Linked DNA regions of Homo sapiens: region 1 is linked to region 2. A link is a loop called in an ENCODE intact Hi-C map of the cell type or tissue named here. Cell type or tissue: sigmoid colon. All regions are shown on one strand. Links, peaks and the distances in the headings refer to the core of each region. The heading gives the core; the rest is flanking DNA.

What was found. A loop is a pair of places that touch in the nucleus more often than their neighbours do. Peaks named below come from ENCODE experiments on the same cell type or tissue, not always from the same donor. Only the 100,000 strongest peaks of a DNase experiment are listed, where the experiment ranks them.
Region 1: a loop joins it to region 2, with 14 times the contacts of the local background. A loop is called at or near these places in 99 of 110 quality-filtered maps.

The regions. Positions count from the first base shown.
Region 1 is chr21:41,458,513-41,463,888 of GRCh38, reverse strand. MX1 (MX dynamin like GTPase 1) reads right to left here. Exons shown (of 17, transcript NM_002462.5): 17 at 4,677-5,361. The coding sequence ends at 5,131. Among named protein-coding and RNA genes, the nearest start is that of MX1, 35 kb to the right of the region's middle. RefSeq lists enhancers at 3,176-3,375, 3,916-4,005, 5,198-5,376. In sigmoid colon, for the core only: a CTCF peak has its summit at 3,074 (motif pointing right); a DNase peak (open chromatin) is centred at 3,108.
Region 2 is chr21:41,280,472-41,285,847 of GRCh38, reverse strand. It overlaps BACE2 (beta-secretase 2), which reads right to left. Exons shown (of 9, transcript NM_012105.5): 9 at 3,318-5,376. Among named protein-coding and RNA genes, the nearest start is that of FAM3B, 34 kb to the left of the region's middle. RefSeq lists an enhancer at 4,902-5,376. In sigmoid colon, for the core only: a CTCF peak has its summit at 2,436 (motif pointing left); a DNase peak (open chromatin) is centred at 2,442; H3K27ac peaks cover 168 bases; H3K27me3 peaks cover 471 bases.

The DNA of each region.
Region 1 (5,376 bases), core at 209-5,208, 180 kb before region 2:
TCTACAGTCCAAAGTCTCATCCAACACAAGGCAAGTTGCTTCCACCTATGAGCCTGTGAAATCAAGAGCAAGTTAATTACTTCCTAGATACAACGGGGGTACAGGCATTGGGTGAATACAGCCATTCCAAATGGGAGAAATTGGCCAAAATAAAGGGGCTGCAGGCCCCTTAAAAGTCCAAAATCCAGCAGGGCAGTCAAATCTTAAAGCACCAAAATGACCTCCTTTGACTCCATCTGTCATATCCAGGTCACACTGATGCAAGAGGTGGGTTCCCATGGTCTGGGGCAGCTCCACCTCTGTGACTTCGCAAGGTATAGCTTCCTTCCTGGCTGCATCATGGGCTGGTGTTGAGGGTCTGCAGCTTTTCCAGGCACATGGTGCAAGCTGTTGGTGGATCTACCATTCTGGGGTCTGGAGAATGGTGGCCCTCTTCTCACAGCTCCACTAGGCAGTGCCCCAGTAGGGACTGTGTAGGGGCTCCAACCCCACATTTCCCTTCTGCACTGCCCTAGCAGAGGTTCTCCATAAGGGCCCCACCCTGCAGCAAACTTCTGCCTGGGCATCTATGCGTTTCCATACATCTTCTGAAATCTAGGCAGAAGTTCCCAAATCTCAATCCTTGACTTCTGTGCACTGGCAGGCTCAACATCACATGGAAGCTGCCAAGGCTTAAGGCTTGCAACCTCTGAAGCCACAGCCCAAGCTCTATTTTGGCCCCTTTCAGCCATGGCTGGAGTGGCTAGGATGCAGGGCATCAAGTCTCTAGGCTGCATACAGCACAAGGACCCTGGGCCTGGCCCATGAAACCACTTTTTCTTCCTAGGCCTCTGGGCCTGTTATGGGAGGGGCTTCTGTGAAAACCTCTGACATGCCCTGGAGACACTTTCTCCATTGTCTTGGGGATTAACATTCAGCTCCTCATTACTTATGCAAATTTCTGCAGCTGACTTGAATTTCTACTCAGAAAATGGGATTTTCTTTTCTATTGCATTGTCAGGCTGCAACTTTTCCAAACTTTTATGCTGTTTCCCTTTTGAAACTGAATGCCTTTAACAGCACCCAAGTCTCTACTTGAATGATTTGCTGCTTAGAAATTTCTTACACCAAATACCCTAAATCATCTCTCTCAAGTTCAAAGTTCCACAAATCTCTAAGGCAGGAGCAAAATGCCACCAGTCTCTTTGCTAAAACATAACAAGAGTAACCTTTGCTCCGGTTACCAACAAGTTCCTCATCTCTTATCTGAGAGCACCTCAGCCTGAATTTCATTGTCCATATCATTATCAGCATTTTTGTCAAAGCCATTCAAAAGGCTGGGCGTGGTGGCTCACCCCTGTACTCCCAGCATTTTGGGAGGCCAAGGCAGGCAGATCACCTGATGTCAAAAGTTCAAGACCAGCCTGGCCAACATGGTGAAACCCCATCTCTACAAAAATACAAAAAGTAGCCAGGCATGATGGTAGGTGCCCATGATCTACTGTAAGCTACTCAGGAGGCTGAGGCAGGAGAATTGCTTGAACCAGGGAAGTGGAGGTTCCAGTGAGCTGAGATTGTGCCAGTGCACTCCAGCCTAAGCAACAGAAAGAGACTCTATCTAATTAAAAAAAAAAAAAAGACATTCAACAAGTCTCTAGGGAGTTCTAAACTTGCCCACGTTTTCCTGTTTTCTTCTGAGCCCTCCAGACTGTTCCAGCCTCTGCCTGTTACCCAGTTCCAAAGTTGCTTCCACATTTTCAGGTATCTTTACAGCAGTGCCCCACTCTACTGGTACCAATTTACTGTATTAGTCCATTTCTGCGCTGCTGATAAAGACATACCCAAGACTGGGCAATTTACAAAAGAAAGAGGTTTATTGGACTTGCAGTCTCACATGGCTGGGGAGGCCTCACAATCACGGTGGAAGGCAAGGAGGAGCAAGTCACATCTCACATGGATGGCACCACAGCATTTATTAAGCACCTGCAGCATGACAGACCCTGGGTTCCAGAAAACTGGGGCTTTCTACTTTGGTTTGTTCAATACACTCCTGGCCCTGTCATTGCTCTGCTCCTAACTCAGCCCCATCCTATGGGGTCCCCTGAGCCCCAGATGTGCCTGGAGTGAAGGTCCCTGAGCAGACATCATTATAATCCTGTCTGTTCTGCACAGGTCAATGGACCATTGAGCCAGTGCTTATGTTACTGGTGGTGAGTGTCCAGGTTCTTGGTGTCTTGAACAAAGAATTAGGCAGAACACACAAACAAAGCAAGAAAAGAATGAAGCAACAAAAGCAAAGATGTATTGAAAATGAAAGTACACACCACAGGGTGGGAGCGGCCCGAGCCTAGGGGCTCAATGGCCCCATTACAGTTTTTGGGGGGTTTAAATACCCTCTAGAGGTTTCCATTGGTTACTTTGGGGGCCCTATGTAAATGAAGAGGATAAAGTAAAGTTACAAAGTCATTTACTCGGCATACTCCCTGTGGAGGGGATAGTCCCTGTTAGAGTTGAAGTGTGAATCAGCCTTACATTCCTGCCTCCAGACTCGATTTTCCTGCCTCACTTACAGGGCAGGCCACGGAAGCCGGAGAGCAGGGTGTGATGCCAGCGCTGCCCGTCATGGCTGGGAATGGAGGGGTGGGTAGGGAGGGGCAGTTCCATTGCTTGCCTGAACTCAGGGCCCCTCTAAGTGCAGGAAGGAGTCACACAAAGTGGTCTCCAGGGCTCTCTCCCAGTTCTGGCCGCTGGGGCCACTCCCCTCTCGGCTCTGGATGACTAGTTAGGACAGGCCTGGGGGATCACCACACATGTTCATTTTGGCTGAAAGGAACATCCTTGCGGGCACCTTGGGGCATCCCCAGCAGGTTCACTCTGCTGGGGAAATTGAAATTGCTGTTCTCTGGGACACATACTGTCAACTTTCTTCCTCCATCCTCTCTGGTTATCACTAGCAAAATTCTAACAACAGCAAAATAGAATCCTGTGCAACACTTTGACACCTCTGACTCTGTTTCCCGTGCAGCAGAAACTTAAGGCAAGTGGAAGACTGATTTGGGTGGTGGTGGAAGGAAGGGACGTCTTGTAGTGGAGAAGTTTCCCAGGCCTGCCACGAGAGGGCACCTGCCTCATGGAAGGGCCGAGCTGTCTGATGCACCAACACAGCCAGAGGACCTGGGCCATGTCCACTGCGAGAACGCGTGCCTAGTATTGAATTAAGAATGTTTGGATCCACCCTGCCTTACTCTTGCAAACCTCTGTGTGTGTGTTGGTGTCGTCTCTCCCTTAAGCATGAGTCAAACTGATCACCCTCTGTTAACAGTAGATCAAGTCAACCTGCAGGTGCACTTCAGCACCTGGGGGAACCATAAAGTTGCTGCCCAGCGGCAGCTGCTGACCTGGGCTTGTGAAATGTCCACTGCTCTCCGGACATCCTCTCTTATAAATGTATTCTCAAACTTCCCGAAGAATTGAAAATTACACAGTCCCAAGAGTCAGAAGAGATCTGGGATGGGGGGGCGTGGTCCAGAGGGGAGAGGATGGTGTTGCTGGTCCAGCCCCCACCCCCAACCTGACAAGCAGCTGTGCAGCTTGGCCTGATGCCCCCACTGCCTGGGACCTCACAGCTCTTGAGGAAGCCATGCCATCCGGGGGCCCCTCTGTAGAAAGTACCCCCATTCCCCACACTGATCATCTAGAATATACCTCCCCAGAGGATGTCACACCTTGGTGCTCACACTTCATCTCTCTTGTTGCCTTTTGGCCTTCTCTTTCCTAGGCTGGGGCAATCCTGATCCTTCAACTCTCCCCTTAAGGGACAGAGTGTCCGGTCCTCTCCTGCCCCATCCATCTAGTCCACTGTTCGATTTCCTGCCCTTGAGCCTGCCCTGGCCTCATGGTGAGGAGGCCCAGCAGCAGCACTGATTGGGAGCCATGGTTCTCAGAGTCAGGGCGTAGGAGTGTGGCTCGAGTCTCCCCCAACCAGGCTAGACCAGAGAACTTCAGTCAGGTTCTCCTCCAAGGTTAGTGTTCCGCCTTCTCTGCTTCCCAGACCGCTCCCCCAGCCACAGCCTCTGCAGGTAAAGTCCCACTGGGAAACCTTTTTTTTTCCCTGAGATGGAGTCTTGCTCTGTAGCCCAGGCTGGAGTGCAGTGGCACGATCTGGGCTCACTGCAACCTCCACCTCCCGGGTTTAAGCAATTCTCATGTCTCAGCCTCCTGAGTAGCTGGGACTATAGGCACACGCCACCACACCCAGCTAATTTTTGTATTTTTAGTAGAGACAGGGTTTCACCATATTGGTCAGGCTGGTCCCGAACTCCTGACCTCAGGTGATCCACCCGCCTCGGCCTCCCAAAGTGAAGGGATTACAGCGTGAGCCATCGCACCTGGCCTGGCAACCGCTTCCTGACTGGGCCTTGTGCTTTTCAACTCCATGCCAGGTGCCCAGTGACTCAACAAATTGGACATTTGATCAATGCACATTATTAAGTTAGCACCGTTGGCTTCATATTGTTTCATTTTTTAAAGTGTGTTCCCCCATTTCCCTCCAGTCTCTAGGAAATCATCAGACCCTGTTCTTTTGCTTGCTCCTACCTGGCCCCGCCACAGAGGGCAGCTTTACGTCCACTGCTCCACTGCACCCTACCTGCTAGTTTCAGGCTTCTCGCCAAAATACAAAACATGGCAGAGCAGTGTCTGCTAGAAATGAGTTTATTACAGAGAGAGGAGACAGGGCTCCGACAGGACGCACACACACGGCACTCATGCTCCTAAAACACTGGGTTTGTGAAGGGACATTATAAAAATGAGGAAATAAGCTGTGATGTTCAGCATGTGTCAGTTTCTAGGAATACAGAGAAGGGGAGAGCTGCAAGGTGGAGCGATTCTGAGGGCTGAAAATCCCTTTCCCAGTACGAAGACAGCATCCTTCAATCCCGCCAGCTCATGTGCATCTGAGGGTGGGGCTCTGTCTTCATGCTAGAAACCAAACTGCTCTCACAGCTTCCTGCTAAATCACCACGGCTAACGGATAAGCAGAGACGGACTATCCAGTCTGACTACTGAGCACTCAAGTCGTCAGTCCAGTGGCTACCCGGGAACGGGGGCAGACAGTGTGCGTGCACGTCTACGGGGCTGGACAGAGTGTGGTTAACCGGGGAACTGGGCAAGCCGGCGCCGAGCCTGCGTCAGCCGTGCAAGCCGCTCCTTCAGGAACTTCCGCTTGTCGCTGGTGTCGCTCCGCTCCTTCAGGAGCCAGCTGTAGGTGTCCTTGTCCTGCAGGAGCTGCAGCATGGCCTTCTGAAGCTGCTGGCCGTACGTCTGGAGCATGAAGAACTGGATGATCAAAGGGATGTGGCTGGAGATGCGCTTGCTGGCCTCCTGGAAGGAAAGAAC
Region 2 (5,376 bases), core at 108-5,107:
AGTGATTGGATGAGGCCCACCTGCCTTAAGGCAATCTTCTTTACTCATTCTACCAGTTTAAATGTTAATCTCATCCAAAAATACCCTCACAGACACACTGCTATGAGCTGAATTGTGTGCCCCCAAAAATCCTAGCCCTCACCCCAATGTCACTGCATAAGAGATAGGGCATTTAGGAAGTAATTAAGGTTAAATGAGGTCATAAGGATGAGATCCTAATCCAATATGATTGGCAACCCTATGAGAAAAGAAAGAGCAACAGAGAGATCTCCATGTTCACACACCAAGGAAAGGCTATGTGGGGACACAGGAAGAAGGCAGCTGCCTGCAAGCCTGGAAGAGATCCCTCACCAGGAGCCTACTGAATCTTGATGTTGGACTTTCCAGCCTCAAGGACATTAGAGAAAATAAAATTCTGTTTTTTTAAGCCACCCAGCCTATAGCATTTGTTATGGTGGCCTGAGTTAATATACACATCTAGAATAATAATTGACCAAATATCCTGGCACCCTATGCCTCATTCAAGTTGACACATAAAATAAACCATTACAACGTATTACTTGAATACAAAATAAAATTAATTTAAACATCCTTAAGCCATCTCCTTTATGTATGAGTCCTAATTTGAGGGTAATAGATTAGTGTGAATTTCATGTACTTACTACACTCTTAAATTCTATACTCTCACATCCATATATGATATTTCCCTTTAAAAATCAATGAAATATTGGCATATTCAGCAAATTGCTTTTTTTGCTCTATACCCTATCCCATTTTGTCCATATTTCTATCTCTTTAGGAGAGATTTCTAAAGAAAGTATTGATGTAAAGATGACTTGGCTATTTTTTAGGGCTCTTTGAAATGATTGTTTTGATTTACACTTTCCATCAGCAAAGCAGAAGATGGGTGACCTCTTGGACATCTATTAATAATTAAAAGCTTTGTTCATTCTATCTGTAATTACTTACATATTATGCATACATTAATAAGATTGAACACTTCTCAGTTTCTCGGCCATTTGTATTCCCACTTTGGCCAGCTGTTGGTTGACAGCCCTTGCATGTTTTTCTACTGGACTCTAACACTCTTCTATTCTTGGTGTTTGAAGGGTATCTGGGATTTGTTTTAATGAGGTGTAATAAGGCACACAGACACACAAAAGACTGTCATAAAGAAAGAAGCTCTTTGTATTCATAGATGCCTAAAAACAGAAGGCACAGCTGCCACTGAGGGCCACGCAGCAAAGCACAGGGGTAGTCAGGAGGCCGAAGGATGGGGCAAGACGGAACAGGAGGCTTTACTGTGGTTTCTGTAGGAAAGAAGGGAAGAGGCAGGGTAAGCAGGCTTAGCTTTGGCTAGTTAGAATAATTTCAGTGGCTTTGGGCAGGGAAATTGTGCCTAGTTGTCTGGTACCTGGCTCTGGGGTGATGAGGGCAGGTGGATATGGCCTGAGTGTGAGAGCTCCAGAGAGGAGGTGGATGGGTGTGCGCTCTGGATCGGGGGTTTCCATCTAAAAGGCAGGCTGCCAGGGGAGTCGTTGACTTTCTCTTAGAATTAGCCAACCCTGAGAGAGGCAGTCCTTTCAGGGTCAACAGGGCTCCAGCTATCACAGCATCAAATACAGAAAATAATACACTTGGCTTATTTCGTACAATCTGTGTATGCTGAAGACAGTAGGTCTTTTTGTTTTTACATTTTTTACTGAGATGACTCTTAAGCCTTTGGCCTGTGGCATCTCATCCTGTGGGGTGAGATTCTCCCCTCCCTGGACCTCCTGATTTCCCTGAGCCTGTCCTTGGGAGCAGCTCCGTCTTCAGACCTTGGGTTTTAAAATGTTTTTAGTACCACGTGCACCTCGTTGTGGGTTGTTCTGAGAATGAAATGGCAGGATGCGTGGCCAGAATTTGCTGTTCGATAAATGTCAGCTTCTGCCCTTATATTTGTTACAAATATTTTCCCCAATATTTTTTCCTCGTAGCATTTTGATTTTAGCATATGTAATTTTAAATCTTTAACCTTAAAAAGGCAATGGCATAATGATTGAGCTTGTGCCTGGTAACCAGACACACTGGTGTTTTGAATCTGGCTGTCATTTCCAGAAGAACCTGGAGACTTTATAGCACCTCTGTGCCTCAGTTTCCTTCCCAGTGATGGCCAAGCAGACACGTCCAGAAGGAACTTGGAGATACAAGTCTAAAAACCCAGGTAGAGGCCAGGGCTGGAAATGTGTATTTGGCGGTTGCCTCTAAGATTGAGTACCCCTCTAGCTGGCCTATTTTTCAGATTCTATAAAGCACAGAATGAAAAAGCTCTGGGATGTAGTCTACTTACATACCCATACTTGATAAAAAGCTGCTTTGTGAAAGCTACACGGAATGGGGAAAGAGGCACAAACGTTATGTATACCACAACGCTTTACAACACCACCACCTAGTGACAGACTCGTGAAAATCCCATCCGTTATGTCCCCTCCAGCTTAGGGATGGCGAAATAGGATAAATCATCTCCTTCTTACTAGAAAGCAGATACTCTACTCTGTTTCTCCAGTAACTATCACTTTACCTCCTAATGGTTGGAGATTCCTTCTTTTCTCCTCATTTGGATATTGTCAGACAAAAAGTGTCTAGTCATTGAAAGCAGCGTATATTTAAAGGATTGGCATAGCAGCTAGATCATGGCTCATGGATGATCTTCATTTCATTCACTAAGAGCTTCTGCTGTGCCCATATTGGTGCACACCCTTCTCTAGAGACTGACCACTAGACTGGATTCTTCTGGCACAAGTGATGCATTAGGCTCTGAGAGTGTGGTTCAGGATGGCGGATGGACCAGAGTGTAGTGCAGAGAAAGAGCTGGGCTGTTGGAGGGGAACAGAGCTGGGTTCCTCTCCACTTTTTAGCTGTGTTTTTCTGGGCAGGTGACTCAGAGATGGTTTCTCGTCTGTGAAATGGTAGAATGCCATCTCCCTGCAGGGTGATCATGGGAGTGACCGCACAGGCATTGCCAACCTGGTCACCCTCAGTCCCCAGGACCAAGCTAAGCCATCTGTCCCATCCTTAAGACCGCTGAAATGTGCTTACTGAGTTTCTTCTCTGCAGGTGTTTTCTTTCCACCTGTAGGGTTTCCAGACTCTAAAGCACTTTACCCTCCCCACCTTCAGCATGTTTTGCATCTTAATGATTGAGCCTGAACCCTCCCTTCCACTCCATTTTATCCTTGACATTTTCCAGGAACCCACAATGAAGGAGTGGACGTAATGGACCGCCAGACATGTGACCCAAGAGAAGTATTTACAAAACATTCCAAAAGCAACAGGTTGGGAGTATTATTTATTCAAATAAACAAAAATGTTTTATTTCCCTTTCAATGGTATATATCTTAAATTGCTGGAACATACAAGTATAAAAATAAGATTATTTTAGAAAACTCCAGTTTTGAAGGGCACGACAATAGTTCAGACATTTGTCAGTAGCTATGAAGCCACTTTTAACATGGAATGAATATCCCTTTACTCCAACTCTTGGTCTTATTACATTTTTAAATCAAATCAGCGTGCTGGAAATAGAGAAAAATTCCCAAAGGGAAATATAAAATAATTTTAAGCATTTTCAGAAATACAAGTTACACTTAAGAAACTTGTATTAAAGGATGTTAATCTGAGATAAACAGAAAACAAACGTTTTGCAAAGCACTACTTTTTGCATCTGTTTGAGGATACACAGTTTGCAGCTCTCCTGCCAGAAGCAAAATACTGACTCTAGCACAGCAGAAAAGGCATCAACTTTAAGAAAAAAATGAGTGGTCGCTTTCAATGACTGAACATAACATATTAAACTTTAAGAATTTTTAACAATGCAAATTAACAGCAATAGTAGAAAATACATCATTTTAGATTACAAAAATTCAGCTTTTATTAGCACATGACAAATCTCATTCATTCGCTGCCCTCTCATATGTGCTGAGTAACTGCTACACAGAATTTCAAACCTCACTGATATAAATGTGAGAGATGACATCTACAATGAGAAAAATGAGGGAAAAAAATCTCGTTTTATACCACTAGCAACAAAGAACACAAAATTGTATTAAATTTGTTAAGAAATGTTATTTTGTGCAATTTTCATGATAGATTAATTAGCTTTGTTCACTTTTTTTCCTCCATCTTAAAAAGAGATAATCTTTTAATGTTTTCTTAACATTTCATTCAGGAACACTAATCTTAGAAATGCGAGGCTTGTGTAAAATTTTACTTTAATAGGCACAATGTAGCAAGCGAAACCATACTCATATCAGGGAACTTGCAATGACCTCCACATATAGCACTCAACAGAAAAACATATGTCCTGACCTTTGGAGACACTTCCCTGCTTATGATATTCTTATCTGTCTGTGCCTTGTGAATAAAAATGCATTTTTATTCCAACCCAAATGAAGAAAATCCTATGGAAAAACATCAATGTCAAAGGCTAGGTTGCCAAGGACACCCAAGGTTTCTAGCCTTTTATTGATACCACGAAAGTGACAGCTGTGCCCAACTTACTGAAGTCTATATTATAAATCTGTCATTTCTAATTATAAATCTACATTGGAAAAAATATTTTACTCAGATGGCTATGTGTGAGGCACACGTGTGTTCTACACAGTTTGGACTTTATCTGGTTGGTCTTACACAAACAATTATCCATCTGTAAAGGGAACTGCTCACTTCTCAGGGCTGCCCTGATTCCCAGAGGAGAGACAGATATTTTACCATCACAGCGTTCCCCAAGATGCTGGCAGAGACACCAGGATGGCTGCTCTCACAATAGTGTCCAAGAAGTACCCGAGGCTCAACGGGGCACCCAAGCATCAGGGACCAGGTACCCGCACGTCGCTCTTGCCGTGGCTGGATTCAAATTTATCAGGAAGCTTTGTGATGTCTCTTGGCCCAGTCACTACCCACGGTGTGCTTTTTAAGCACACAAGTGTGATGTAAAAGTTACACAGTACAATTTAGTTTAGAAGCACTGGACATCTGTGTGTAATAGCTGCTGATAAGAAACCCAGAGGAAGCTCAGGGCAGGGAAGAAAATACTGGATTTATTGCTGGGAGTTACGTATCCCCAACAGCTGTGATAGATTCCAGCCACTGATGCAACCTGAGGTTCGCTGGCAGCACTAAGCAGCGTGGCTATGTTCTGCCTTCCACATTCCGCAGATGTGGCTAACAGGGTGACACCAAGAGCCCAGGGAGCCTGCTCACGTCTGAAAGCCGTGGTTTCTGCTCTGCAGCCTCACCTGGGGAGCTTACTGAAATGCAGATTCCCTGTTCCCTCCTGCACTGACCCTGAATGGGGCTGGGTGTGCTCCAGGACAAGATGGACCTTCCGGGGACG